2 separate regions of the Homo sapiens genome follow, and region 1 is linked to region 2. Evidence: chromatin loops called from intact Hi-C (ENCODE). Cell type or tissue: CD4-positive, alpha-beta T cell. All regions are shown on one strand. Links, peaks and the distances in the headings refer to the core of each region. The heading gives the core; the rest is flanking DNA.

Region 1 (15,693 bases), core at 5,087-13,086, 190 kb before region 2:
TGGGATTCTGCTCAGGGCTCTGCCACTGTGGCTGCATCAAGGGCAGGCACTCAGCTCGCCAGACCTCCGGAGCCCGTCTGAGCTGAGTGGCAGGACAAGGCAGGAGAGGGTCTAAGGCTCTCCAGCCCAGACCCCACAATCCTCTTGGTGGGAGAGCAGGCTTGAGGGAAAAGCAAAAGGGGGTCACTGAATAAGGGGAGGTGCTCAACCTCTTCCTCTCCACTGGGGCCCAGATGGATTGCGCTAATCCGAGGAACCTCGGATTCTGCACTTATATCCCCTAGAACTGGAAGGCTCCGCCTGACCATGGCCTGGGGTGTACATGTTACAGCCTCAGTATTGTGTGGGAGGTGGTCTGAATATGGAACCGAGGTGGTGTGCTGAGAGGCGGGGCTGGCAAATCCAGCCACCGGGAGATGGGTTCACGCCTTCCATGACTCTGTCCACGGGTTTCTCCCCTTCCACACTCTGTCGACCACGGCCCATGCCCCCCAGGGCAGTGATAGGGGTGGAGTTCTCACCCCACCAGAACCTGCCTAGATGTCTCCGGTGGCAAAAACCCAAGCTGGAGAGTCCCTGACACACGTCTTCCCCCAGACACCAGCCCACTGTGTTATCCCCCCAAGAAACAAACACCTGTGTCAGGGTCAAAGCCTTGGCCCAAGGAATCAAGCCAACCCTCTCAGGCGAGGGGTTTGATGCGGATGGGGTAGGTCCCCACCACCATTTGTTTACGTCTCTGAGGCCTGTGATTGGCCCTCCATGTGCGTGATGGTCCCACCCCATCCCGGCAGTGAGACACAGTGAGAGTATGTGGGAAGGCAGGTACCGAGCCTGACTAGCTGTCCCAGGGCAGTCCCTCTTTCTGGCTTTCCACCTGCACTGTTCCCACCCTGCCCATGTCAAGTCACAGCACCCTCCCATGGGAGATCCCCGCTTCCTAGATGAAACACCAACCAGCAACTCTGAGGCATTATCACTGCACCCACACACGGGAGTGCTGAGACATCCCATCCATCCTGCAGAGGATCAGGAGCCTACTGTGGTGCCTCCAGCATTCTGAGAGCCCGACACCCATCCCTGTGTTTGGGGATGTCCCATTTGTCCCAGTCTGTGCCCTCCTAGGTGTTAGAATTGAACACCACCTCTTGTCAAAGGTAGATCTCAGCCCTGCTTTTGCGCATTCGATCCTTCACGGATCCTTCACCACTGCCTCCACTCTGTGAATCATCTCTTTCTTGCTCAAGGGAGAGCACCCTCAATTAATTTGATTCCCAAGCAGGTGCATGCAGGGGCATGCTCATGCAGGCGCGCGCACACACACACACACACACACACACACACACACACACACACACTAACCTTGAATGGTATCTGCATTTCTACTGTCTTTGTCTATTCAACACCCAGTCTCTTGGCGATGGGAGCAGGGAGAACCTACACACACCTCCTCACTGGAATCGGAATCTGTGCCCGAATCTGGGGCCCACCCAGTCGAGGATTCCGGCTGAAGGTAGCGGGCGATCCCAACTGTCGGGGAGGGTGAAGGCAGAACAGGGAGCTCGAGGAAATCTCATGTGACCTCGAGAGGCAATCTGGAAGACTGAGTAGGGACATGGAAATATCACATCCACAAAAACCTGCGGCCTTGGGGGTGGTGAAATGATATTTCATGGGGACCATCCAAGAACAGCCAGGCCTAGCATCGACACTTGCCCTGGAAAGCAGCTGGCCATTTTCAAATCAAGGGTATGGAGCCGACCAGCCGCAGAAGGGGCTGTTGGCTGCCTATAGGACGCCAAGGATGTGGAAGCCACCTTCCGTGTAGCTCCCAGCCCACAGTTTCTACCAGGTTGGCCCGCAGGCATCAGAACAGACTCAGTGCCCCGGCCTCCAACCAAGAGATGAACCCGCCCTTTTCTTCAGCGTTCCTTGTACCTTCCCTTTGGCTCCGCCACCCACCAGGAGGTGGCTTCTGCCTCCACCTGGCTACTAAGGAGGAGACCTGACCGGATTTGGTAACTGAGGTTCAAAGGTGAGGGCTAAGAGGAACTGAGGATGCCATGCAGGTTACTGGCCCAGATGACCTGACCGTGTGCATGGTGGCACCGGAGGGACATAACAGCTCCAGAAAGAGGACGGGGCTCCATTGTGTTCCTCAACAGCACAGAAATAATCGTGCAGGAAAGGCCACCCACATGAAGCCACTGGGAGGGCAAAGATGCTTATGATGGAAAGAACGGTGACAGGGCAGAACTGGGACAGTGAACCGCAAGAGGAAAGGTGAGAGAGACAGGGGTTCTAGAAGGAGTCCATCAGTTCCTGCTGAAGGAGAGGGAGAAAAGCACTGAAGAAGGGGACCTGTGACACCCCAAAGTGGGAGGAGAAGAGGAGGGACCATGAGCAGGGTGTGTAGGAGAAAGGCAGGAAATGCTGCTGTGGCCGGGCAGGGCCCCCACAGCACCTAGACCCAGGGCACTGTGGTGAGCCCGAGTGCAGGGCTGCTGCTCAGAGGCCGGCCCAGGCGCCCCGCAGGGAGAGGGCTCACCACAGAGCGCCAGGGGAACTGTTCTTCCAGCGCCAGGGAACGGAGCAACACCCGGCACACCCCAACACTCCCAACAATCACAGAGATGGCAGACCACAGACCACAGAATATGAGAACGACTTTATTTCAAATTGCTTTGAACTGCGTTGGGAAGTGTGCAAATGCAGAGGAAGAGAGGAAGCCCTGGCTGAACAGGATATGGAGGGAACCCGCTTGGCTGCAGCTCCGGAGCTCCAAAGGTGGCAGCTGTTCATCTTGTAGGAAGATGCTGGCTCCAACCTGTGAAACAGAGTAGGCTCAGGGACGGGCCCTCAGCCAGGGCCAGCCCACAGCCCTCCTAAGGTACCATGATTGTGGAAAGGGGCATGGTGTGTGCAACACTCACTTCAAAGGTCCTGGAACTTGTCAGTGAGGAACTGCATGGCCGCTGAAAGAGAGAGGCAGAAATGGGCACTCCAGACCCAGGGAAACAGAAACCCACGCCCTGCCCCGGTGGGGAACCACCTAGCCCTGCAACCAGAAACCCCACCAGCCCTGGGACTGACTCATCCACGCGTCACCTGAATTAAATGTAGAAATGCCTTCTAAGCAGGAAAGTGGTTCTCAGGTGCTGGGGCATCCCAGAACCTTTCAGAACGTGTTTCAAAGACAGATAAGCCAGCCAGCAAGCAAACACCATACAAGCCCTACCAGGCTTGTAGGGAAAACACATGAGGTATCTCTAACCGTCGTAAGAGGAGAGTTCTGGGACTCGTGGACTAAGTGTACATGGAGTTCAGACAACACATTGCTGTCTGTGCACACCCCTAGCTGGAAAGGCACAGAAGGCTCCAGGGCCAGGCCTGCTTGGTTCTCTTCCCCAAAGGAAAGTCAGTCCCAGTGATGCCGCCTGTACCTACAGTCCACCCTGCCCCCGGCACCTGCAGAAAGACACTGCTGTCCATCCCTGCCCCAGCCAGGGCTCCCTCATACCTAGTTGGTCTCTAAGGTCCTCAATTTCCCTCTGCAGCCGGATGCACTAGTCCAGGAGACACCAGAGGAAGATAAATGGTTAGTCAATTCTGGCCTCCTCTCTCCCTGTCCTCCCTGTCTCCCCCAACCCTTAGTAGCCCCCATAGCCTGCAGCCCAGTGGCGAGGTGGGTTGGCACAGAATCCTCAATGGAAAGGAGGCACCCTCTCTCCCTGGGGTGCAGAAGGTGGAGGCGGCGGGGGTCGGGGGGTATGCAGCTATCAGTTTAACCTAGACACAGATCCCACCATCTAGTGTGGACCTGGATTTCTAGGAGCCACACAAAACATTACCCGAGGACAGCCCTGGGCTCCCGGGGGCTATTGCTGCCTTTCCGGTCTTGGGGGATGGACAGGTGGCTGCCAGTCACCTGAAAGAGAACACAAAATCCAGCTTCCAAGCCGCCCAGTGAGGTGGAAAAGGCCTAGCAGGGTCTAAAGTGAGGCACCATCACCCTCTGCTGGCAACATGTTGCCCCTGCTCTGCCCAGCATCTCCAACCCTCCCTCTGTGACTGTCTTCCCTGTTCCCCAGTATGAGCCCATCTGCACCTGTGGCCCCCTAGCGTTGTGACTCCGGGTTGGACACCAGCAGTGGGGCAGCCACAGCCAGGCCCTCGGAGGGCCAGTGTGGCTGAGCAGGACTTAACAGAAAAGGGCTCAGTACTGCCGAAAGTCTTCCAGAGTTGGAGTTTGGAGCGCTGCTCCAAATCGCCCCCCACCACACAAACCCCACTCAGAGAGGATGATGTGGCTTAAAGCCAGCCCTGTCGACACCCCATTTCCCATGGGATACCTGCCTGGGTGGGCAGGGAAGCCTGGGAACAAGGCTGAGCCCCCAGAAGCGACAGAGCCAGAGGTTTCCCTCCCGACCCCTCTCCCCTCCACTCCTATCAAACCCGCAAGACTCACCAGAGGGTGCATGGCGTCTGGGCACGAGGCCTCCCAGGCTGTAGGCAGAGGGCTCTGAAGTCCCCAGAACTTGGGGAGCTCTGATGTTGGAGTCGCTACTGCTGAATTCTCCACGATGCGTGGATAGGCGAGGCAGTCCTGGCCGGTGTGTGGGAAGCTAAAACAGAAATTTCTGAGTCGGGCTGGCGGTGGGGGCGGGCAGTGAGTACATATGGGAGGGGTTGTGGTAAGATGGAGACTCCAGAGCCTAATCTCATTAGCACTTTCTCCCCCAGTCAGCCCCAGGCCAGGAGGCAGAGCCCAGCCAGGGAAAACACTGGGGATAGTGAGATAGCCTGGGCCCCTTTCCAGGTGGCTCGGGCAACAGCTAAGTAAGGAGGAGTCGGGAAGTTGATGAGCCTAGATGCCCCAGGTTTGCGGCCCACACTTTAAGGGATCACCCCAACCTAACCAGCTGCCAGCCCTGCCTTCCATCCCAGCTCCTCTCTGGGGGAGGAGGTAGGACCCCTGCAGAGTGTCCGGAGGTTTGCCCGTCACACACCAAGTACTCCCTTTAACGTGTGCCCCTACAACGAAGACCCTGATTGGGCATTCTAGTGTCCCTGGCCTTCCGATAACAACCCTTGAGCAAGGGACATAGGGGGCATGGGTAAACAGGTGTGTGCTGGAAGAGAGGAGGCTGGGGGGAGACCAGAGGAGGAGGAGGATGAAGAGGGAGAGGAGGGTGAGAAGGGCCTACTTACTTGGGCCCTTGGGACCTCATCTCTATTTGGGTCATTATCTTCTCTCGCCACAGCCTGGGACTCCCTGGTCTTCCTTCCTGCTGGTTTCTTCCCAGGGCTGCTGTGCTTAGGCTTTTGGGGTTTCTTGGACATCCCCTGCGGCCGCACACCAGGCAATGGCTGGGAGGTGGCCGGCCCTGGGGGAGTGGCTGAGAGTCTCTCTCCGCAGGCAGGAAAGGGTCTCCATAGGGCCAGTTGAGAGGCACCCCCTAGAGACTTCTCCTGGGCCATCTTCCTCTTAGAAGGGCCCCAGGGCAGGGCCCCTGCAGTGGCAGCTCCTGAGCAGCTGGGCCTGGCCTCCACCTTTCCCAAGGCCCTGCTCAGCATTTTCTTCCCGGGAGAGTCCTCCAGCTCTCCCACAGCCGGCCTCTCCACGACTGGAGTGAGTCCGCGGGGAGCAGAGGTCAGGAAACGGCCTGGCACGGGCAAGTAACTCTCCTTGCAGTGGAAGCTTGAGTGTCTGGATGTGTCTGCTGGCTTCCTGTGGCTGCCGAACTTGGCTTGGCTTCCTTCTTTGTGGCGAATGCCCATCCTCATCAGTGGTAAGTCACTGGTCTCATCGGAGGAATCAGAGTCGTGGGTAGACATCCTGGTGGGGCCTATTACAGAGGGCTGCTGGGGGTCCACGCGGACGCTCCATCTGCTCTTCGAGCCCCTTTCTGGGTTCTTCCAGGCCCGGCCTGGTTCAGGAACACTGAGGTGGAGAGGGCCGGCAGAGGCCTGCTGCCATTCTCCAGGGCTGGGGCTCAGCATGCCTCTCCCACTGGGACCGACCTCCAGGTCCACCCAGTTTTCAGCGGACCCTTCAGTAGTGGCGTCTTCAGGGAACGGGTGTCCCTGGATGCTGGACGGTGGCACGATGGCGGCTGTCTCATCAACCAGGTAGGACGAGTAGTCCACACCGTCCCCTTGGTCGTCGACCGGGGTGCTAGGCCGGCCTTCCTGGCCCCAGAGCACCACCCTTCCCTGCTCTATCAATTCGCTCTCAGACTCGAAGCTGAAGCCCTCGGGATCTGTGAACCTGCTCTCGCCCTTGCTGCTGTGTGGTGCCCCCAGATCGAGGCCTCGGCTGTGGCCCTGTGGGGCTCCGGGGCTGACTGTGCAGGTGCCAGCCTGCTCGCCACCCCCCAGGTCGAAACCAGCCCTCCAAACGGACACCTCATCGGGGGAGCTCATGGCGCCAGTTCAGGCACCCTGGCCTATGGGGAGATGGTCGAGCCCAACCAAGCCCAGCCAAGCAGGCCACGGGACAGGAACAACAAGGCCTTCAGGACACCGTGGCCCTCACGGCAGGTGGAAGTACCGTGTTCCCGACAGCGGGTGGCTTCCGCGCGCCTTCGACACCCGTGTCGAGCCTTCTCATTGGTCCCCCCTCCACCAACCAGCGCCCCCTTTGTTGGGTGAAGCCTCTGGGCTTTAACCAATAGGGACACAGGCTCTTGGTTTGTCCCGCTGCCCGTCATTTGACTGGGTGGATGCACTCTGGTCGGGTCTTGGGGCCAGGGTGCACTGGAGCTCTCGATCCACTTCTTTCTTTCTGTCTTGCTCCCTCTGGCCGGGCACCTACTTTTTAATGATAGCTCCTCTGTGTGCCAGGTGCTTCTCGTGCATCAGGACATTTATTCTCCCAAGCTGATGAGCTGGGGGCAGCTCTCCCCTTGACTTCCGCCTTACAATGGGACACTGGGGCTCAGAGACGTGGCTGTCATTGGAAAGTAGGTGCCTGGCCAGAGGCAGCAGGACAGGAAGAAAGAGGTGGATGGAGAGCTCCAGTGGGCCCTGGCCCCAAGACCTGACCCAAGTACAACCACCCAGCCAAACCACGGGCGTCCGGGCAATCCAAGAGTCTGCCTCCCAATTGGGTAAAGCCCAGAAGCCGCGCCCAACAAGGGGCACGCTGATTGGCGATGGGCAGACCAATGAGAAGGCGTGGAACAATGAGAAGGCAGGACGCAGGCATTGAGGGAGCCCGGAAGCCACGCGCTGTCAGTGACATCTCGTGAGCAGACTGTGGTGAGGGTGGCGGTGTCCCAAAGGCCTTGCTGTTCCTGTGGCCCCAGAGCACCACCCTTCCCTGCTGTATCAATTCGCTCTCAGGCTCAAAGCTGAGAGTGGCCCCCTCGGCTGGGCTTGGCTGGGCTCGGCTCTCCTCTCCCACTGTTACCAGGACGACTGTCTCCCCACAGCCTGGCTGTCTAGACTGGCGGGCGCCATGAGCTCCACGGATGAAGTGTCCGTTTGCAGGGCTGGTTTAGGCCCAGAGGGTGGCGAGCAGGCCGGCGCCCACACCGCCAGCCCGGGAGCCCCACGGGGTGACGGCCACGGCCGAGACCTCAATTTTGGGGGGCAGCGCAGTGGCAAGGGTAAGGGCAAGGGCGAGAGCGGGTTCACAGATCCCGAGAGCTTCAGCTTCGAGTCTGAGAGCGAATTGATAGAGCAGGGAAGGGTGGTGCTCTGGGGCCAGGAAGGCCGGCCTGGCACCCCGGTCGACGACCAAGCGGGTGGTGGGGACTACTCTTTCTACCTGGCTGATGAGCCAGCCACCATCATGCCGCCGTCCAGCGTCCAGGGACACCCGTCCCCAGAAGGCGCCACTGCCAAAGGGTCCACTGACATCTGGGCGGACCTGGAGGTCGGTCCCAGTTGGAGAGGTGCGCTGAGCCCCAGCCCTGGAGAATGGCAGCAGGCCTCTGCCGGCCCTCTCCACCTCAGTGTTCCTGGGCCAGGACCGGCCTGGGAGAACCCAGAAAGGGGCTCGAAGAGCAGATTGAGCTTCCAAGTGGATCCCCAGCAGCCCTCCGCGGAAGGCCCCGCCGGGCTGAATACTGACGACTCTGATTCCGCAGATGAGAGCAGCGACTTACCGGTGATTAGGGTGATCATTAGCACCAAAGAAGGAAGCCAGGCCAAGCCCGGAAGCCCCAAGAAGCCAGGAGACACTTGCGGACGCCGCAGTTTCCACCGCAGGGAGAGTTACCTTCAGGTTCAGGGACCTCTCCTGATCTCTCCTCCCCGCAGACTCACCCCAGTCGTGGAGAGGCCGGCTGTGGGAGAGCTGGACGTGCCTTCCTTGAAGAAAATGCAGAGCATGGTGTGGGGAAAGAGGGGGGTCAGGCCCAGCTGCTCAGGAGCTGCCGTTAGAGGGCCCCTACCCCGGGGCACTCTGGGAAGGAAGGTGGCCCAGGAGAAGAAATCCCTAGAGGGTGCACCAGAACTGGCCCTGCGGGGAGCCTTTCCTGCCTGGGGGCAGAGACTTTCAGCAGTTCCACCTGATCCGGCTAGCTTCCCGCCAGTGTCTGGCGTGGGGCTCCTGGGGAAGTCCGTGAGACCCAAGGAGCCCAAGCACAGCAGCCCTGGGAAGAAACCTGCAGGAAGGAAGACCAGGGAGTCCCAGGCTGCGGCCAGAGAAGATAATGACCCAAATAGAGATGAGGTCCCAAGGGCCCAAGTGAGTAGGTTCTCTTCGCGCACTCCTCCTTCTCCTCCTTGCTCTCCTCTTCCTCTTTCTCCTCTGTCTCCCCCCACCCACCTCTCTTCCAGCACACGCCTCTTTGCCCATGCCCTCTCTATCCCTTGCTCACAGGTTGTCATCGGGAGCCCAGGGACACTAGGATGCCCGATTGGGGTCCTCCTCTTAGGAGCACACATTAAAGGGAGCACTTGGTGTGTGCCAGGCCTGGCTCTGGACACTCTGCAGTTGTCCTGCCTCCTCCCTGAGAGAGGAGCTGGGATGGAAGACAGGGCTGGCAGCTGGTTTGGATCAGGGCGCAAAGCTTGGGCATCTAGACTCATCAACTTCCCAATTCCTCCTTCCCTAGCTGTTAAGCAAGCCCTCCTGTCTTGGGGTGGACTGAGGGAGAAAGTGTTAATAAGATTAGTCTGGGGTCTCCACCTTAACACAACCCCTCCCCATGTGTACTCACCGCCCGTCCCCACTGCCAGCCTGACTCAGAAATTTCTGTTTTAGCTTCCCACACAGAAGCCAGAGCTGATTTCTCTGTCCGTGCGTCGTGGAGAATACAGCAGTGGTGATCCCAACATCAGAGCTCCCCAAGTACTAGGAACCTCACAGCCCTCGGCCTTTACCTTGAGACGCCTGGTGCCCAGATGCCATGCATCCTCCGGTGAGTCTTGCGGGTTTGATAGGGGTGGAGGGGAGAGGGGTCCGGAGGGAAACCTCTGGCTCTGTCGCTTCTGGGGGCTTAGCTGTGCTCCCAGGCTTCCCTGCCCACCCAGGCAGCTGTCCCACAGGAAATGGGGTGTCGACAGGGCTGGCTTTAAGCCACATCGTCCTCTCTGAGTGGGGTTTGTGTGGTGGGGGCGATTTGGAGCAGTGCCCCACATTCCAACTCTGGAAGGAGACTTTCGGCAGTACTGAGCCCTTTTCTGTTAAGTCCTGCTCAGCCATACCGGCCCTCCCAGGGCCTGGCTGTGGCTGCCGCACTGCTGGAGTCCAACCTGGAGTCACAATGCTAGGGGGCCACAGGTGCAGATGGGCTCACGAGGGAGAACAGGGAAGACCGTCCCAGAGGGAGGGTTGGAGATGCTAGGCAGAGCAGGGGCAACATGTTGCCAGCAGAGGGTGATGGTGCCTCACTTTAGACCCTGCTACGCCCTTTCCACCTCACTGGGCGGCTTGGAAGCTGGATTTTGTGTTCTCTTTCAGGTGACTGGCAGCCACCTGTCCATCCCCCAAGACCGGAAAGGCAGCAGCAGCCCCCGGGAGCCCAGGGCTGTCCTCGGGTAATGCTTTGTGTGGCTCCTAGAAATAGAGGTCCACACTAGATGGTGGGATCCATGTCCAGGTTAAACTAATTTCGGTGTCTCCCCAATCCCCTCTGCCTACCATACCCCATGCAGAGTGAGTGCCTCCTTTCCATTGAGGGTTTTGTGCCAATCCACCTCACCACTGGGCTGCAGGCTATGGGGGCTATAAGGGCTGGGGGAGACAGGGAGAACGGGGAGAAAGGAAGCCAGAATTGACTAACCATTTCTTTTCCACTGGTGTCTCCTGGGCTAGTGCATCTTGCTGCAGAGGGAAATTGAAGACCTTAGAGACCAACTAGGTATGATGGAGCACTGGCTGGGGCAGGGATGGACAGCGGTGTCGTTCTGCAGGTGCTGGTGGTGGGGGTGGACTGCAGGTATAGGTGGTGTCACTGGGACTGACTTCCTCTGGGGAAGAGAACCAAGCAGGCCTGGCCCTGGAGCCTTCTGTGCCTTTTCAGCTAGGGGTGTGCACAGACAGCAATGTGTCGTCTGAACTCCGTGTACACTTTGTCTACAAGTCCCAGAGATCTTCTCTTAGAACGGTTAGAGATACCTTATGTGTTTTCCTTTAACTGCTGCCTGGTACTGCTTGTATGGTGTTTGCTTGCTGGCTGGCTTATCTGTCTTTGAAACATGTTCTGAACGGTTCTGGGATGGCCCAACACCTGAGAACCACTTTCCTGCTTAGAAGGCATTTCCACATTTAATTCAGGTGACGGGTGGATGAGTCAGTCCCAGGGCTGGTGGGGTTTCTGGTTGCAGGGCTAGGTTTTTCCCCACGGGGGCAGGGCGTGGGTTTCTGTTTCCCTGGGTCTGGAGTACCCAGTTCTGTCTCTCTGTTTCAGCTGCCATGCAGTTCCTCACTGACAAGTTCCAGGACCTGTGAAGTGAGTGTTGCACACGTCATGTCCCTTTCCACAGTCCCAGTAGCTTAGAAGGGCTGTGGGCTCACCCTGGCTGGGGGCCCATCCCTGAGCTGCTCTGTTTCACAGGTTGGAGCCAGCATCTTCCTACAAGATGAGCAGCTGCTACCTTTGGAGCTCCGGAGCTGCAGCTAAGCGGGTTCCCTCCATATCCTGTTCAGCCAGGGCTTCCTCTCTTCTGCTGCATTTGCCCCCTTCCCAACACAGTTCAAAGCAGTGTGAAATAAAGTTGTTCTCATATTCTGTGGTCTGTGGTCTGCCCTCTCTGCGATTGTTGGGAGTGTTGGGCGGTGCGGGGTGTTGCTGTGTTCCCTGGCGCTTGAAGAACGCTCTGTGGTGGACCCTCTCCCTGTAGGGCACCTGGGCCGGCTTCTGAGCAGCAGCCCTGCAGTCACCATAGTGCCTGGGTCTAGGTGCTGTGGGGGCCCTGCCCTGCCCTGCCACAGGAGCATTTTCTGCCTTTTCCCAACACACCCTGCTCATGTTCCCTCCTCTTCTCATCCTACTTTGGGGTCTCACAGGTCCCGTTGTTCAGCGCTACTCTCCCTCACCTTCAGGAGGAACTGAGTGCCTCCTTTCAGAACCCCAGTCTCTCTTGCCTTTCCTCCTGTGGTTCACTGTGACAGTTCTGCCATGTCACTGTCCTTTCTGTCATGAGCATCCTTACTCTCCCTGCGGCTTGATGTTGGTGGCCTCTCCTGTATGGTTATTTCCATGCTGTTGAGGAGCATGACGGAGCTCATCCTTCCACTCGGGCCCAGTCCTCTTTCTGGAGCCATTATGTCCCTCTGGTGCCACCACGCATACAGTCAGTTCATCTTGGCCAGAAACCCGCGCGACATCCTCAGTTCCTCTATTAGCCCTCATCTTTGAACCTCTGTTGCCACATCCCATCAGGTCTCCCTCCTTAGTTTCAGTAGCCAGATGGAAGCAGATGCCACATCCCGGTGGGTGGCCGAGCAAAAGGGAAGGCACAGGGAGCGCTGAAAAGGGCGGGGTAGTCTCTTGGTTGGAGGTGGGGGCATTGAGTCTGTTCTGGTGCCTGTGGGCCAACCTGGTGAAAACTGCCTGCTGGGCGCCTGTAGTCCCAGGTACTCGGGAGGCTGAGGCAGGAGAATCACTTGAACAATGGAGGCAGAGGTTGCAGTCGAGATTGTGCCGCTGCACTCCAGCCTGGTGACAGAGCAAGACTCCGTCTAAAACAAAAACAAAAACAAAAAAAACTTCCCACACTTCCCACTGGCAGCTACATGGAAGGTGGCTTCCACCTCCTTGATGTCCTGTAGGCAGCCAACAGCCCCTTCTGCAACTGGTTGGCTTCATATCCTTGATTTGAAAATGGCCAGTTGCCTTCCAGGGCAAGTGTGGATGCTAGGCCTGGCTGTTCTTGGATGGTCCCCGTCAAATACTGTTCCACCATCCCCAAAGCTGCAGGTTTTTGTAGACGTGATATTTCTGTGTGCCTGTTCAGTCTTTCAGACCACCTCTTGAGGTCACATGAGATTTCCTTGAGCTTCCTGTTCTGCCTTCACCCTCCCTGACAGTTGGGATTGCCTCCTTCCTTCAGCCTGAATCCAGGGCTGTATGGGTGTGAGACACAGACAGATTCTGTTTCCAGTGATGTAAGTTCTGCCAGCTCTGAAAGCCAACAGCCTGAGTGTTGAACAGACAAAGACAGGAGAAATGCAGATACCATTCAAGATTAGTATATGTGTGGAGACGTCTGTGTTTTTTTTGATTTGCTTGTTTTTTTTTTTTTTTTTTTTTTTTTTTTGAGACGGAGTCTCACTCTGTTGCCCAGGCTGGAGTGCAATGGCACAGTTTTGGCTCACTGCAACCTCCGCCTCCTGGGTTCAAGCGATTCTCCTGTCTCAGTCTCCCAAGTTGCTGGGTTACAGGTGTGCACCACCACTCCTGGCTAATGTTTGTATTTTTAGTAGAGATGGGGTTTCACCATGTTGACCAGGCTGGTCTTGAAACCCTGACCTCAGGTGATCCGCCGGCCTCGACCTCCCAAAGTGCTAGGATTACAGGCGTGAGCAACCGAGCTGGCCAAGTCATGGTTTCTACACTGGAAGAAGTGATATTGAGGTGAACGGTCAGCTTCCACACCATCTTGGGTTCCATGGCAGAAGACCTGTTCCTGATTCAACCCACAGGAAGCATCGTGAGTGCCTGAGGGGAGAAATGTCCCAGAGGACAGCCAGAGACAAAACGGGGAGGCAGAACTATCATCCTCAGCCCTGGAACCTCTGCTGTGTAACTCAGCCAAAGGAGATGCCAAATCAGAGTGGCCGTTTAGCAGCGCCACACTGTTAGTGGGATGTTCCACGAGCCCCGTGGGCACAGACCCTTAGCCAGCTAGCTCTTCCATACTGGCAAGATATCACCTTTGGGACCTCCCTCATTCTGGATGGGCAGCACTCTGATCATTTGCTTGAGACAAGGTAAAGTTGGGCTTAAGGCACCATCTAATGCTGTAAAGATGGTAGTGGCCTAGCAGAAAAAAATGACATTCAACAGGTAAATTACACAAAATCTGTAAGCAAACATAAAAATCCAAACAAGCCAGACAGAGAAGACTAGAATAAATAACGAATCCTTTAGGTATTTTATTTTATTTCTGGCTGTTGTGAACGAGATTACTTTATCGATTTTTTTTCAGAGTGTTCACTGTTGGCATGTAGAAATGCTAGATTTATGTGTGTTGATTTTCTATCCTGCAACTTGCCTGAATTTACTCATCAGTTTGAAGAGTTTATTGGTGGAGTCTTTAGGTTTTTGCAAATACAAGATCATGTCATCTGCAAACAAGCAGAAAGATAATTACCAGAGGCTGGAAAGGGTAGTGAGGGGTGAGGGAGAGGTGGGGATAATTAATGGGTCCAAAAAAAGATATTTAGATAGAATGAACTGTCGGCTTCCCTGGTTTTGAGACTTTCAGACTTAGACTGAGCCACTCCAAGCTTCTCCCTTTCTCCAGCTTTCAGTTCTTCCCCATTCAGTATGATACTAGCTGTGGGTCTGTATGTCCTTCTATACCCAGTTTTGTGAGGGCTTTCGCCATGAAGGAATTCTGAATTTTATCAAATGGTTTTTTCAGCATTAATTGAAATGATCATATGGTTGTTATCCTTCATTCTGTTGATATGGTGTATCACATTGATTGATTTGCATATGTTGAACCGTCCTCGGATCCCTGGGATATATCGCACTTGGTCATGATGATGACTGAATGCCTTTCCTCTAAGACTTGGAACACAACAAGGTGCCCTTGTTCACCACTTTTGTTCACCATGGTACTGGAAGTCATAGCTAGAACAATCAGACAAGAGAAAGAGATAAAAGGCCTCCAAATTAGAAAGAAAGAAGTCAAATTATCAACGTATTGTTGAATTCGGTTTGCTAGTATTTGCTGAAGGTTTTTGCATCAATATTCATCAGGGAAATTGGCTTGTAGCTTCCTTTTTTTTTTTTTTAAATGTATCTTTGTCTGGTTTTTGGTATCAGGCTTATACTGGCCTGGTAGAATGAGTTTGGAAGTATTCCCTCTTCCTCTGTTTTTCAGAATAGTTTGAGTAGGATTAGTATTAGCTCTTCTTGATTATTTTTTGTTCTTTTTTGATGTGGGTACTTTTAGATATACACTTCTCTCTTTGTACTGCTTTGGCTGTATCCCATAGGTCTGGGTATGTTTTGTTTCCATCGTCATTCATTTTAAGAAATTTTTAAAGTTTTATAGTTTCTAAAATGTCTGTAGTTATTGATCTCTAGTTTTATTCCATTGTGGTCAGAGAAGATGTCTAATATTATTGGAATTTTTTGAATGTTTTAAAACTTGTGACCTCTCCCTCTCCCTCTCCCTCTCCCTCTGGCTCTCCCTCTCCCTCTCCCTCTCCCTCTCGCTCTCTGTCTCCCTCTTTCTACCGTCTCCCTCTCTTGCGGAGCCTGGACTGTACTGCCATGATCTCGGCTCGCTGCAACCTCCCTGCCTCGGGCTCTGGTGATTCTCCTGCCTTGGCCTGCCGAGTGCCTGGGATTCCGGGCACGTGCCGCCACTCCTGACTGGTTTTTGTGTTTTTGGTGGAGACGGGGTTTTGCCCTGTTGACCGGGCTGGTCTCCAGCTTCTGGCCTCGGGTGATCTGCCCGCCTCGGCCTCCCGAGGTGCTGGGATTGCAGATGGAGTCTCGCTCACTCAATGCTCAATGTTGCCCAGGCTGGAGTGCAGTGGTGTGATCTCGGCTCGCTACAATCTCCACCTCCCAGCCGCCTGCCTTGGCCTCCCAAAGTGCTAAGATTACAGCCTCTGCCCGGCCGCCACCCCATCTAGGAAGTGAGGAGTGTCTCTGCCTGGCCGCCCATCGTCTGGGATGTGAGGAGCGCCTATGCCCGGCTGCCCCATCTGGGAAGTGAGGAGCACCTCTGCCCGGCCACCCCATCTGGGAGGAAGTGAGGAGCGCCTCTGCCCGGCCCCTAATGGGAAGTGAGGAGTGCCTCTGCCTGGCCGCCCCTGTCTGGGAAGTGAGGAGCGCCTCTGCTCGGCCGCCACCCTGTCTAGGAAGTGAGGAGCGTCTCTGCCTGGCCGCTCATCATCTGGGATGTGAGGAGCCCCTCTGCCTGGCCGCCCCGTCTGGGAAGTGAGGAGCGCCTCTGCCTGGCCGCCCCGTCTGGGAGGAAGTGAGGAGCGCCTCTGCCTGGTTGCCCCGAATGGGAAGTGAGGAGCGCCTCTGCCCAGACGCCCCGTCTGGG
Region 2 (15,693 bases), core at 2,545-10,544:
TTAAAATGAATTATGATTTAGCCCATAAAAAGATGGAATTCTGATAAATGCTACAATGTGGATAAAACTTTAGGACATTATGCTATAAAATGAGTCAGTCACAAAAGGACAAATACTACATGGTTCCACCTGTATAAGGGATCTAAAATATTAAAACTCAAAAACTGAAGGTAGAGTGGCAATTTCCAGAGGCTGGGAGGCAGGGGAAAATGAGGAGTTGTTTAATGGGTATACATATCAGTTTTGCAATTAAAGACATCCTGGAGATTGGCTGCACAGCAATGCAAATATACTTAACACTACTGAACTGAAAACTGAAAAACGCGTAAGATGGTAAATTTTATGTTCTCTGTATTTTAACATAACTCAATAAAAAAGTGGTGTGATTTCTGTCTCTGGAGTGGACCCTGAAGAAAAATATCGATACTATGATGACTCCCATATGTATTTCTTTAGCCCAGAGCCAGACCTTTTTCTACTCAACATCTCCACATGGATACCTAATAGACATCTCAAATTTAAATATCCACAACCAAACTCCTGTCATTAAACACAAGAAGCAAGAAATACCAACATATTTTGTGATTCCACTAATATAAAAGTACAGAACAGTCAACACCAAGCCATATCATTATTATTTCTTGAATTTAACTTTTATTTTAAGTTCAGGGGTACATGTACAGGTTTGTTACACAGGTAAACTTGTAACATGGGGGTTTCCTGTAGAAATTATTTCGTCACCCAGTGATTAAGCCTAGTACCCATTAGTTATTTTTCCTGCTCCTCTCCCTCCTCCCACCCTCCACCATCTGATAGGCCCTGGTGTGTGTTGTTCCCCTCTTTGTGTCCCTGTGTTCTCATTATTTAGTGCCCACTTACAAGTGGGAACATGTGGTATTTGGTTTTTTGTTCCTGCATTAGTTGGCTAAGGATAATGGCCTCCAGATCCAACCATGTTCCTGCAAAGGACCTGATCTAGTTCTTTTTTTATGGCTGCGTAATATACTATGGTGTATATGTACCACATTTTCTTCATCCAGTGTACCATTGATGGGCATTTAGGTTGATTCCATGTCTTTGCTATTGTGAATAATGCTGCAGTGAACATACACTTGCATGTGTGTTGATAATAGAATGATTTATATTCCTTGGGGTATATGCCCAGTAATGAGATTGCTGGGACGAATGGTATTTCTGTCTTTAGGTCTTCGAGGAATCACCACACTGTCTTCCACAATGGCTGAATTAATTTACACTCCACCAACAGTGTATAAGTGTTCCTTTTTCTCTGCAACCTCGCCAGTATCTGTTATTTTTTTACTTTTTAATGATCGCCATTCTAACTGGCGTGAGATGGTAAATCATTGTGGTTTTGATTTGCATTTCTCTAATGGTCAGTGACGTTAAGCTTTCTTTCACAGGATTGTTGGCCGCATGTATGTCTTCTTTTGAAAAAGTGTCTGTTCATGTCCTTTGCCCGCTTTTTAATGGGGTTGTTTGTTGTTGTTGTTTTTTAAACTTGTTTAAGTTCCTTATAGATCCTGGATATTAGACCTTTGTCAGATCCATCATGTGCAAAAATTTTCTCCCGTTCTGTAGGTTATCTGTTCACTCTGTTGATAGTTTCCTTTAGCGGGCAAAGCTCGGTAGTTTATTTATATTCCATTTGTCAATTTTTGCTTTTGTTGTAATTGCTCTTGCTGTCTTTGTCATGAAATCTTTGCCTGTTAGTTTGTCTGGAATATGATTGCCTAGGTTGTCTTCCAGGACTTTTATAGTTTGGGGTTTACATTTAAGTCTTTAATCCATTTTGAGTTAATTTTTGTGTATGGTGTGATATAGTCTGGCTATGTCTCCACCCACATCTCATCTTGAATTGTAGCTCCCATAATCCCCACATGTCCTGGGAGGGATTCGGTGGGAGGTAGTTGAATCATGGAGGCAGATTTTTCCTTTGCTATTCTCATGACAGCGAATAAGTCTCACAAGATCTCATGGTTTCATAAAGGGCAGTTTCCGTGCACATGCTGTCTTCCCTGCAGCCATGTGAGACATGCCTTTGCTCCTCCTTCACCTTCTGCCATGATTATGAGGCCTCCCAAGGAATGTGGAACTGTGAGTCCACTAAACTTCTTTACTTTATAAATTACCCAGTCTCGGTATGTCTTTATTAGCAGCAAGAGAATGGACTAGTACCTGGTGTAAAAAAAGGCATCCAGTTTCAATCTTCCATATATGGCTAGCCAGTTATCCCGGCACCATTTGCTGAATAGGGAATCCTTTCCCCATTGTTTGCTTTTGTCAGGTTTATCAAAGATCAGATAGTTGTAGGTGTGCGGCCTTATTTCTGGGTTCTCTATTCTGTTCCATTGTTTTCCATGTCTGTTTTTGTACCAGTACCATGCTATTTGGGTTATTATAGGCCTGTGGTATAGTTTGAAGTTGGGTAGTGTGATGCCTCCAGCATTGTTTTTTTTTTTGCTTAGGATTGCCTTGGCCGTTCAGGCTCTTTTTCAGTTCCATATGAATTTAAAACAGTTTTTCTACTTCTGTGAAGAATGTCAAAGGTAACTTAATAGGAATTGCATTGAATCTACAAATTGCTTTGGGCAGTATGGCCATTTTAATGATATTGATTCTTTCTATCCGTGAGCAGGAATGTTTTTCCATTTGTTTGTGACATCTCTGATTTCCTTGAGCAGTGTTTTGTAGTTCTTCTTGTAGAGATCTTTCACCTCCCTGGTGTGGTGTGTTCCTGGGTATGTCTGTGTGGCAATTACGAATGGGACTGTGTTCCTGATTTGGCTCTCCACTTGACTGTTGTTGGCGTATAAGAATGTTCGTGATTTTTCACATTGATTTTGTATCCTGAGACTTTGCTGAAGTTGTTTATCAGCTTAAGGAGGTTTGGGGCTGAGACTATGGGGTTTTCTAGATTCAGGATCATGTTGTCTGCAGGCAAACTGTACTATTAAAAGAATGTAATATAGGACATAGGACAAAAAAAAATAGAGGAAAAAGAGGAAAGGATGATCACAAAAGTAAATGTGTTGGTTTCCTCTTGGAGGAGGAATGAGGCTGAGATCAGGCAGAGACACCCCAGGAGCTTTGCGGAATGCTGGTGGTGTTCTCCTCTGTGACATGGGGGTGTTTCTGTAGAGGTGACCTTGATAATCACTGTTAAACAACACACACATATTGTGAACTTCTATGTATGTTACATTTCAAAATAAAGAAAGGCAAAATTGCTAACAACGAATAACACGCATTTGTAGTTAAACACCTCTCACAATCCACAGACATGGAAATAACTGATTAGTTTTCTGTATGTGTAGTTTTCCAGTTTTAAGAATGTCCTACAAATGGAATCACACATTATGTAGCGTTCCATATTTGGTGTCTTTAGCACAATGAAATACATATAACACCTCTAGAACTGCAAAGTACTCTTTCTTGACCTCAGTACTCAATATGTGCTTTCATCACTACACAACAGTTCACTCACAGCCAATTGGTTTTCTAAACTTGTATATATGTATAGTATGCTTTATAAATATCATATAATATTTAACTTTATGTAATTTGTTATATATTGGTAATGGACTTTTCTTAAAAACAGATAGCATTCCTAAGAATACCCAGTACATTTCCACTGCAAAAAAAAGGTACTCCATCATATGAATATATCACAATTAACTGATACAAACTTATGAAAGTAAAAATTTGCATGGTTTCCCCTCAGTATTGTTGAATGGGATGAAAGCTCTATACACTCTTCCTAGGAGACTGCATACACCACCTCCCACAACTCTGCTCACAATTTCCGAAAGTTCATGGACCCCAGGTTGAGAAGCACTGTTCCAGGCCACCTTTCTGTTTTCACAGATGGAGAAATGGAGGTTCTGAAAGGGGAAGTGCTTTTCAGCAGGTTAGGAGAGAGCCAGTTCTTTTGACTCCTCATCTAGTGCTTGTTTTACCTTATTCTACCATCTGTTGTGCCTGTACAGAACTGTACAATACCAAGAGACAACCATCCTGGGTGACCCCAGCACACCACAGGTCCTCTGGATGGAGTAAAGACAATAGCTGCTCCTTCACCCAAGATGCTCTCATGGGTTAATCTGGCTCTAGCTGTAACTGACAGCAAATGGGATATATTATAGTGCTTAGAACTAGTCAAGAGGTTGGGAAGAAGCTGCACCAACTTTGATATCAATCCACATGAGGCCTGCGTATGAGGAGATAGAGTGGTTTCTGCCCTGCTGAAGGACAAAATGGAGACTGAAGAGATGCAGCCTTGAACTATCTGGTGGCCTTGACGTGGCACTGCCCCTCCAGCTCTTAGATTCCTCACTTGCACACTGACCATGAGTTGGCCTGTTAAATTTCTCCAAGAGTTCTTCTAGTTCCAATATTCTGTACTTCTATGATCTTAGAGCAGGAACCATGGAGAAAAAAAATCAGTTGAGGTGTTTGGGTCCTAGAATTATGGACAAAATTATTTTTTCCCTCAAATTTCTTCTAATGGTATGATAGAATTAGCAATAAAGAAAATGTAGTCTAAAGGGATGAAAAAGGCTGGGTGTGCTGCCTCGCACCTGGAATTCCAGCACTTTGGAAGGCTGAGGTAGGAGGATGGCTTGAGCCCAAGAGTTTGAGGCTGGAGTGAGCTATGAGCATGTCACTGCACTCCAGCCTGGGTGAGAAGGTGGGGGCCCTGTCTCAAAGAAAATGTAGATGAAAATTCCCTAACGAGAATCTGAGAAGACCCTTTACTTAAGTAGTAATTTAAAGTAAAGTTTCAAAGTAAGTGGTTCCTTGATTTCTGCTTCTCATTTGCCCTTAAGTAAGTCCTTACAGTTGCTGGACTTCTAAATAATGGAATCAGAGAATGGAGCAGTACTTATCATGGGAAATGCTATTTATCTCTAAGCAGAGGGGTGGCCCCCAGAGAACCAGAGAATAGTTTGTTTGTTGTTTTGTTTTGTTTTGTTTTGTTTTGTGTGTTTGTTTGAGGCAGGGTCTCACTTTGTCATCCAGTCTGGAGTGCAGTGGTGATTTCGTCGGCTCACTGCCAGGCTCTACCTTGCAGGCTCAAGTGATCCTACCCCTTCAGCCCCGCAAGTGGCTGGAACTACAGGCATGCGGCACCACACTTGCCTAATTTTTTGTAATTTTCGTAGAGGCAGGGTTTTGCCATGTTGGCCAGGCTGGTCTCGAACTCCTGAGCTCAAGTGATCCTCCTGCCTTGGCCTCCCAGACAGGCATGAGCCACTGCGCCTGGCCCCAGAGAAGAGTTTTTATTTCATTTCATCAATCGATGAAATAAATAACCACAACATTCTTCCTACTTGACTGTATTAAAGCCACAAATTAGTGTGGAGCCTTCACTCAAGCCACTCTGGAGGAGTACAAGACTAGAAACAAAAGCAGGGGAAACTCATCCTGGGATGGAGGCTGACTTTTTAGGAAAATGCCTCTGGCTTTGCCTATTATTCTGTAGAGGAGTACTTTGTACTTTTACGCTGCTGAAATAGTACTCCATTGTATGAACACACCACAATGTATTGATCCCATCCCATGAAAGTTGCAACAAACAATAAGGCCCCAAAGGGCTGCACACTCCAGCCTGCTATCACTCTGTCTGTCAGGGTCCAGTGCTTTGTGTAGCACATCAGTGGTCTTAGTTGGGCCTGAGGAGAAGAAAGAGGAAGAAAAGAGTTGCTGGGGAAAGCTGTTGGCAAGGTTGGTGTTAAGAAGGAAGTGCCAAGCAGGCAAAGGAGATGCAGCCCATCAGAAGAATTGCCAACCCTGCTTCCACCTTCATTGGCACAAATGGCCCTTTCAATCCCAGCAGCTAACCTTAGAGAAAAGGACAAATTGAAAAGGCATGAAATCACCAGCCGCCGCTACTAGCTTCCCAGCAAACAGCTTAAAACGGCACTGCCCTCACCTGGTCAAATTAATGTATTACATTGAAGGCACATCTTTTTAGATTTTTTTTTGGTCATTTATTTTTCTCCAGTTCTTGGTCCTCCACCTCTGACAGTTAAGTGGATGGGAGGTGACAAATCTCCCCTGAGAAGCTGTATCAAGTTACCAAATTCATGGGGCTCCAGCACAAAATCACAAATTCTGAATGAAAACTTACCATCCAAATATAAAATATTTACTAAAAAGTTAAAATTAATATCACAATTATGTATCATTCCTATGATGTTTAGAGAAATTTATGAGAAGTTGAAAATAAAGCTATTATTATCAATAAACTGATATTACTACTCTCAAGGAGATTTTCTATAAATAGCAAAAATAATTTTGGTTATTCTTCTAGTTATAAAATACTTACCTGTTTAACGCAATGTTATTTCCCTTAGCACTATTTTTTTCTCCGCCTATGGTGGCAGGCAACGTATGGAAAGAAAACATCACAATCTATGTGTATAGTTTAATAAATGATTATCAAGTGCACCTGTACGGGAACACTCCCCTAGGTCCCAGAGGAGAACACCGCCAGCATCCCCCAGAGCCTCCTGGGGTGTCCCTGCCTGAGCTCAGCCCCACTCCTACTGCAAGGGGAAACCAACATCCTGACTTTTCTGATTGTCCTTTCCTTGCTCTTCTCTATGGTTTTATACCCTAAGTATGCATTCTTCAACAAGGTAGGTTAGTGTTGCCTGTCATTTGAAGTTATAGGAATGGAATCATTAAACTTGTCCGTGTTGTTACTTGCTTCTTTCATTCGGTGTTATCTTTGTAAGACTCATGCCTATTATTCAGTAGAGGAGTACTTTGTACTTTCACTTTTTCAGAAAGTTCATAGACCTCAGGTTGAGAAGCACTGTTCCATGCCATCCTTCTCTTTTCACAGATGGAGAAATGGAGGTTCTGAAAGGGGAAGTGCTTTTCAGCAAGTCTGGAGAGAGCCAGGTCTTTTGATTCCTCATCTAGCACTTCCTAGATGAAGTGTTGAAATAGTATTCCATTGTATGAACACACCACAATGTATGGATCCCATGGAAGTTGTAATATTCATTGTTTCCCATATTTGGAACTGGATGATTACAAAAATACTACTCATAAACCCTTGTTGGCACAAGCAAAGGAGTCCTGAGGGGGACGTGTAGGCTGCTAAAAGCACATATTTAAAAGAGTGTATTAGCCTGTTTTCACACTGCTTATAAAGACATACCCCAGACTGGGAAGAAAAAGAGGTTTAATTGGACTTACACTTCCACATGCCTGGGGAGGCCTCAGAATCATGGCGGGAGGTGAAAGCACTTCTTACATGTTGGCGGCAAGAGAAAAGGAGGAAGAACAAAAAGTAGAAACCCCTGATAAACCCATCGGATCTCATGAGACTTATTCACTATCACAAGAATAGCACAGGAAGGACCAGCCCCCATGATCCAATTACCTTCCCCTGGATCCCTCCCACAACATGTGAGAATTCTGGGAGATACAATTCAAGTTGAGATTTGGATGGGGACACAGCCAAACCATATCATTCTGCCCCGGCCCCTCCAAATCTCATGTCCTCACATTTCAAAATTAATCATGGCTTCCCAACAGTCCCCCAAAGTCTCAGCTCATTTCAGCATTAACCCAAAAGTCCACAGTTGAAAGTATCATCTGAGACAAGGCAAGTCCCTTCCGCCTATGAGCCTGTAAAATCAAAGCAAGCTAGTTACTTCCTAGATACAGTGGGCATACAAGTATTTGGTGAATACAGCCATTCCAAATGGGAGAAATTGGCCAAAATAAAGAGGTTACGGGGCCCATACAAGTCCAAAATCCAGCAGGGCAGTAAAATTTTAAAGCTCCAAAATTATCTCCTTTGACTCCAGGTCTCACATCTAGGCCACACTGATGCAAGAGGTGGGTTCCCGTGGTCTTGGGTAACTCCGCCCTTGTGGCTTTGCAGGATACAGCCTCCCTCCTGGCAGGTTTAACGGGCTAGCATTGAGTGTCTGCAGCTTTTCCAGGAGCACAGTGCAAGCTGTCAGTGGATCTACCATTCTGGGGTCTGGAGTACAGTGGTCCTCTTCTCACAGCTCCGCTAGGCAGTCCCCCAGTAGGGACTCTGTTTGGGGACTCCGATACCACATTTCCCTTCTGCACTGCCCTAGCGGAGGTTCTCCGTAAGGGGCCCGCCTCTGCAGCAAACTTTTGCCTGGGCATCCAGGCATTTCCATACATCTTCTGAAATCTAGGCAGAGGTTCCCAAACCTAAATTCTTGACTTCTGTGCAGCCACAGGCTCAATACCTGATGGAAGCTGCCAAGGCTTGGGGCTTCCACCCTCTGAAGCCACAGCCTGAGCTCTACACTGGCCCCTTTCAGACATGGCTGGAGTGGCTGGGACACAGGGCATCAAATCCCTAGCTGCACACTGCACGGAAACCCTGGGACCAGCCCATGAAACCACTTTCATGGGCCTCCAGGCCTGGGATGGGAGGGGCTGCCTTGGAGGTCTCTGACATGGCCTGGAGACATTTTCCCCAGGGTCTTGGGGATTGACATTAGGCTTCTTGCTCCTTGTGCAAATTTCTGCAGCCGGCTTGAATTTCTCCTCAAAAAATTGGTTTTTCTTTTCTACTGTATTGTCAGGCTGTAACTTTTCTGAACTTTTATGCTCTGTTTCTGTTTTAAAACCGAATGCTTTTAACAGCACCCAAGTCACCCTTTGAATCCTTTGCTGCTTAGAAATTTCTTCCACTGGATACCCTAAATCATCTCTCTCAAGTTCACAGTTCCACAAATCTCTAGAGCAGGGGCAAAATGCCACGAGTCTCTTTACTAAAACCTAACAAGAGTCACCTTTACTCCAGTTCCCAAAAAGTTCCTCATCTCCATGTGAGACCACCTCAGCCTGGACCTTATTGTCCATATCACTATCAGTATTTTGGGCAAAGCCATTCAACAAGTCTCTAGGAGGTTCCAAATGTTCCCACATTCTCCTCTCTTCTTCTGAGGCCTCAAAACTGTTTCAACATCTGCCTATTACCCAGTTCCAAAGTTGCTACCACATTTTCAGATATCTTTTCAGCAACGCCCCACTCTACTGGTACCAATTTAGTAGATTAGTCAGTTTTTACACTGCTGATAAACACATACCAAGACTGGGAAGAAAAAGAGGTTTAATTGGACTTACAATTCCACATGGCTGGGGAGGACTCAGAATCATGGCGGGAGGTGAAAGGCACTTCTTATGTGGTGGCGGCAAGAGAAAAGGAGGAAGAAGCAGAAGTGGAAACTCGTGATAAACCCATTAGATCTCGTGAGACTTATTCATTATCACAGGAATAGCATGGGAAAGACCGGCACCCATGATTCAATTACCTTCACCTGGGTCTCTCCCACAAGACATGGGAATTCTGGAAGACACAATTCAAGTTGAGATTTGGGTTGGGGACACAGCCAAACCATATAAAATAGGACAGCATACAATTAATGAGAAAAAGTTACAAGATAAGACCAACTAAAGTAGAAGGAAATAATCAAGGTAAAAGCAGAAATCAGTGAAAGGGGAAGTAAGCATAAGGATCACAAAACCAGTTGGGTGTTTGGAAGAAGAATGAAATTGGTAAAACTCTTTTGAGACTGGTCAAGAAAATAAGGGGGAAGGGCACAGCTATCAGGAAAGAAAAGGGAGAAACAAGCACAAATGATGTTACGTCCGCTCTCGTGCTGCTATAAAGAAATACCCAAGACTGAGCCATTTATACAGAAAAGCTCAGGGTTCTGCAGGTTGTACAGGAAGTGTAGTGACTTCTGCTTCTGGGAGGACTCAGGAAGCTTGCTATCATGGCGGAAGGCGAAACAGGAGCAGGTACGTGTTACATGGTAGGAGCAGGAGCAAGAGAGAGAGCAGGGGGAGGTGTCACACACTTTTAAACAACCAGACTCATGAGAACTCACTCGCCACCATGAGGACAGCACCAAGTGGATGCTGCTAAACCATTCCTGAAGATTCAGCCCCATGATCCAGTCACCTCCCACCAGGCCCCACCTCCAACATTAGAAGTTACAATTTGACATGAGACTTGGTGGGGACACAGATCCAAACCATATCATATGCAAGCATCCAAAAGATACAAAGAGGATATTGTGTGGGTACTGGATATTCACACAGTGCTCATGCAGTAACAGCACATGGCTAATTCAATACAAAGAAAAGATGGCACCTTCACAATGGAGTAATTTGGAACAGTGCCCTGACCACATGGTCAAGATGAACATCACCTGTCATAAGACAAACCAACATGGAGAATCTGCTGAAGTCATGCTCCAAGAAGGCCAGCACATCTACTACGGAGTAGTCCTGCCAAAAATGTTAAACCTACCTGAGTCTAATCACAAGGAAGACATTCAACAAACCCAAGTTCAAGGGCTTCCTGACAACTGCACTGGTTTAAAGCAAATTTTAAACATTGCTTTAAAGCACACTTTAAAGGACACTGAAGAGACTTGACGGGCCAGGCACCATGGTTCACGCCTGTAATACTAACATTTTGGGAGACCCAGCTGGAGCTCAGGAGTTCCAGACCAGCCTGGGCAACACAGTGAAACCAAGTCTCTACAAAATATATTTTAAAAATTAGCTGGGCATGGTGGTGCATGCCTGTAGTCCAAGCTACTCAGGAGGCTGAGGCGGGAAGATAGCTTGAGCCTGGGAGCTCAAGGCTGCAGTGGGCTGGGTTTGCGACACTACACGCCAGCCTGGGTAACAGAGGGTGACCCTGTCTCAAAAGAGACTTGACAACTAAGTGCAAAGCATGATGTTTGGTTGGAAAGAGAATTTTGTTAGAAAGCAGCTATGAGGGATACTATGGGACCATGGGGACAATCGGAAAATGTTTCATGTGATCATACAGTAGAAAATTGTGTGGTCTCAATGTTACATTTCCTGAGTGTGATGAAGGCATTAAGGTTTTGTGAAAGACCATGCTTTCTCGTAGGTGATACATGCTACAGTATTTAGGGATGATGGATCTTAATGATTCAAATGGATCTCAAATGATTCCACAAAATAATGGAAAATATGCGCACACACAGAGAAAGACAGGGGATGGGTTGGAGGGAGGGATAAAGCAAATGTGAGAAAATGTTAAAAACTGCAGGATCCAGTAGAAGAATATACGTATGAGTGCTCCTTGTGCTTTCCCTGCAACTCTTCTGTGGCTTTGAAATTTAAACAAATGCAATCTGAGATGAAGGGGGATATTATGGACCATTTTATTCCAGTCAGTTTGAAAACAAAGAAAAAGGTCGCCAATCGCTAGGAAACAAAACCTGCCAAAACTGACACAAGAAAGAACAGCCAACCTGAACCGTTCCAGAATCATTACAGAAAGATATGAGTAGTCAAAGGCTTTCCACTAACAAACTCCAGGATTCCCCACCACATTCTGAAAAACATCCTAGGAATATGTCTCTTCCGTTTGACACAAACTCGTGCAGAAAATTGAAAAAGAGGAACAATCCTCAACTCACTCTATGAGCTTGGCATAACCTCAACACCAAATACTTCAAGGATACTTAGAGAAACATTGCAGATCAATCACATGCTCATGACATAGAAACAAAAACCAGAACCAGAATCTTAGCACACAGAAGCCTACAGGACATAAAAAGGAAAATACCTAATGTGGCATGACAAATATTAGCTTCATCCTAGAAATATGAACTTAATTTCCTTTCAGAAAATAAAATGCTATAATTCTCCACATTAACAGATTAGGGGAGAGAAACATGCTCTTCGTAGTCACAAAATTATTGACTAAGTGTCAATTTCCTTTCGAGATGTATTGCTGACAATTTTTTTTTCTAAAAAGTCAGGACTATTGGGCTATAACTTACACACAGGTCTACGGAATTTTCTAAATGCATACAGCTGTGGAAACACCATCACAAGATATATAGATATAGAGCATCGCCATCCCCGCCAGGTTCCCTCGCGCCCTCTGGTAGTGAACTCCTGGTCTTAACCCTCAGACCCTGGCAACCACCAATCTGTTTTCTGCTCCTATAGTTTTTGCCTTTTCCAGAATGTCATATAAATGGAATCACATAGTAGGTAGCATGTGCATTTGGCTTCCTTTAGGGAAAGACATTCTGACCGCAACTCTCCGAAGCTGCAATGTACAGATTCATAACCTGGGTAGTAGTTACGTGGCTTGATCACCTTATAACTATTTGTCAAATGGTCAACTTCTGAGTTCTCTCCGTGTGTGTGTGTGTGTGTTTGTACGTGTGTGTGTGTGTATTGTTTCAAAAATATAATTTTACATTTAACTGCCTCTAACTTTTATATCTTGGTGAGGGTTATTAAATGGAAATTATTAATCCTTTAAAAGAAAGTGAGTGATTATTGGGAAAGTCAGCAGAGTGATTACTTCTGGAGGAGTATGCAAAACGGGAAGTAGTGATCAGGGTGGGGCCAGCAAGAGGGCTCCAACACCCTGCCAGCCTTCTGCTCCTTGCTCTGCATGGTAGTGACCTGGACTTCAACATTGCACAACCACAGGGGAGCAGTTCATGCTGGATCATCTGAACTGGGCACCCTGGATTCCTGCATATAGTGTTTGCATGGCCACCCTGGTGGCCACAGCCTACGCGGCCGTACCTGGCAAACATGAGTGTTGGCTTCATCCTTCAAGGAAATGGATGATGAGAAAAAGTGTGGGAGAAAGGAAGAGATCTTGGCGTGCAGGTTGAGGACAGATGGGCATGAGGTTGTCCGAGTTCACCCAGGATTGTGTTCCAGGCAGGCTAAAGTTCATCCTGTTACTCACCAAGACCACTATGATCCTATGATTGCCATCTCACATTCCCGTGTGCAGTGCCCTGAGACTCCACCACAGCCTGGACGGCCACCCTTGGGGACTCTGTCTGGCATGTGTGTGAGGAGACTCACACACCTTCAAACCCAGCTGGAGCCTGAAGGGGAGATGCTCTTTTCGGCCAATGGAGTAAGAGGTCTCATCTGGAAATGTACCTGTGGCAGCCCTGGCACCGGGTGTAGGTGGGATTCTGCTCAGGGCTGCGCCACTGTGGCTGCATCAAGGGCAGGCACGCAGCTCGGCAGACCTCTGGAGCCCGTCTGAGCTGAGTGGCAGGACAAGGCAGGAGGGGGTCTAAGGCTCTCCAGGCCGGACCCCACATTCCTCTTGGTGAGAGAGGAGACTTGAGAGAAAAGCAAGAGGGAGGCACTAAATGAGGGGAGGGGTTCAACCTCCTCTCCACTGGGGCCCAAATGGATTCCTCTAATCTGAGGAGCCTCAGATTCTGCACTTATTTCCCATAGAACTGGAAGGCTCTGCCCGACCATGGCCTAGGGTATACATGTTACAGCCCCATTATTGTGCAGAAGGTGGTCTGAATATGGAACCGAGGTGGTGTGCTGAGAGGCGGGGCTGCCAAATCCAGCCACCGAGGGATGGGTTCTCGCCTTCCACGACTCCGTCCACAGGCTTCTCCCCTTCCACACCCTGTTGACCATGGCCCATGGCCCCCGGGGCAGTGCCTGGGGCTGGAGTTCTCACCCAACCAGAACCTGCGTAGGTGTCTCCAGTGGCAAAAACCCAAGCTGGAGAGTTCCTAACAGACGTCCTCCCCAGATCTCAGCCCGCTGTGTTATCCTCCCAAGAAACAACCATCTGTGTCAGGGTCAAAGCCTTGGCCCAAGGAATCAAGCCAACCATCTCAGGCTAGGGGTTTGAGGCGGATAGCATAGGTCCCCACCACCATTGGTTTCCAGCTCTGAGCCCTGTGATTGGCCCACCACATGCGTGATGGTCCCCCTCACTGAGCTCACACCACGAGCCCAGCAGGGAGACACAGAGAGAGTATGGGGGAAGGCAGGTACCGAACCCGACCAGCTGTCCCAGGGCAGTCCCGCTTTCCCGCTTTCCACCCTCACTGTCTGTCTTGCCCGTGTCTCCGTTAGCTGGCGTCGTGGCACCCTCCCATGGGGGCTCCCCACTTCCTAGACGAGGCACCAACCAGCGACTCTGAGGTATTATCACTGCACCCACACACGGGAGTGCTGAGACATCCCATCCATCCCGCGGAGGATCGGGAGCCTACTGTGGCACCTCCAGCATTCTGAGAGCCCCAACACCCATCTCTGTGTTTGGAGAAGTCCCATTTGTCCCACTCCACAGCCTTCCAGGTGTTAGAATTGAACAACACGTCTTGTAAAAAGTGGATCCCAGCCCTGCTTTTGCGCATTGCATCCTTCAGGTATCCTTCATCACTGCCTCCACTCTGTCAATTAGCCCTTTCTCCCTCAAGGGACAGCACCCATGATTAATTTGATTCCCAAGCAGGTGCTTGCAGGGGCACACGCACACATACACACGCTAACCTTGAATGGTATCTGCATTTCTATTGTCTTCGTCTGTTCAACACCCAGTCTCTTAGAGATGGGAGCTGGCAGAACATACACACACCCCCTCACTGGAACCAGAATCTGTGCCCGAATCTGGAGCCTGCCCAGCCCAGGATTCTGGCTGAAGGAAGCAGGTGATCCCAACTGTCAGGGAGGGTGAAGGAAGAACAGGGAACCCAAGGAAATCTCGTGTGACCTCGAGAGGCGGTCTGAAAGACTAACCAGGGATGCGGAAATATCACGTCCACGAAAACCTGAGACTTGCCCTGGAAGGCAGCTTGCCATTTTCAAATCAAGGGTATGGAGTCGACTGGCTGCAGAAGGGGCTGTTGGCCACCTATAGGACACCAAGGATGAGAAAGCCACCTTCCGTGTAGCAGTTTCTACCAGGTTGGCTCACAGGCACCAGAACAGACTCAGTGCCCCCACCTCCAACCAAGAGACTACCCTGCCCTTTTCTTCGGCACTCCATGTACCTTCCCTTTGGCTCAGCCACCCACAGGGATGTGGCTTCTGCCTCCACCTGGCTACTGAAACGAAGGAGGAGACCTGATGGGATTTGGTAACTGAGATTCAAATATGAGGGCTAAGAGGAACTGATGATGCCACCCGGTTTCTGGCCCAGATGACCTGACCATGTGTGTGGTGGCACCAGAGGGACATAATGGCTCCAGAAAGGGGACTGGTCTCCTGAGTGGGAGGATAAGCTCCAACGTGTTCCTCAACAGCACGGAAATAACCGTGCAGGAAAGACCACCGGCGTCAAGCCACGTGGGAGAGCAAGGATGCTCACAACGGAAAGGACAGTGACAGGGTAGAACCGGGACAGTGAACTGCAGGAGAAAAGGAGAGAAAGACCACGGTTCTAGGAGGGCATCAGTTCCTGTAGAAGGGGAGGGAAAATAGCGCTGAAGAAGGGGACTTGTGAGACCCCGAAGTAGGAGGAGAAAAGGTGAGACCATGAGCAAGGCGTGTAAGGTAAAGGCAGGAAATGCTGCTGTGGCCAGGCAGGGCCCCCACAGCACCTAGACCCAGGGCACTATGATGAGCCCGAGTGCAGGGCTGCTGCTCAGAGGCCAGCCCAGGAGTCCCCCAGGGAGAGGGCCCACCACAGAGCAACAGGGGAATTGTTCTTCAAGCGCCAGGGAAGGCAGCAACACACCGAATCCCCCAACACTCCCAACAATCGCAGAGAAGGCAGACCACAGACCACAGAATATGAGAACGACTTTATTTCACACTGCTTTGAACTGCGTTGGGAAGGGGGCAAATGCAGCGGAAGAGAAAAAGCCCTGGCTA

Evidence for each region. A loop is a pair of places that touch in the nucleus more often than their neighbours do. Peaks named below come from ENCODE experiments on the same cell type or tissue, not always from the same donor. Only the 100,000 strongest peaks of a DNase experiment are listed, where the experiment ranks them.
Region 1: it touches region 2 in a loop (17-fold over the local background); 9 of 110 quality-filtered maps call a loop at or near these places.

The regions. Positions count from the first base shown.
Region 1 is chrX:71,660,342-71,676,034 of GRCh38, forward strand. LOC101059915 (chromosome X open reading frame 49-like) reads left to right here and starts at 7,205. Exons shown (of 6, transcript NM_001323075.3): 1 at 7,205-8,698; 2 at 9,218-9,374; 3 at 9,917-9,993; 4 at 10,271-10,316; 5 at 10,866-10,907; 6 at 11,013-11,186. The coding sequence starts at 7,463. The coding sequence ends at 10,906. It also overlaps the pseudogene LOC100129291. RefSeq lists enhancers at 2,954-3,073, 3,104-3,313, 8,470-9,669 and a silencer at 9,816-9,895. In CD4-positive, alpha-beta T cell, for the core only: no CTCF peak of the experiment used is centred there; a DNase peak (open chromatin) is centred at 9,820.
Region 2 is chrX:71,853,910-71,869,602 of GRCh38, forward strand. It overlaps the pseudogene LOC100289206. Among named protein-coding and RNA genes, the nearest start is that of NHSL2, 49 kb to the right of the region's middle. In CD4-positive, alpha-beta T cell, for the core only: CTCF peaks have their summits at 5,982 (motif pointing left) and 6,182; a DNase peak (open chromatin) is centred at 5,932.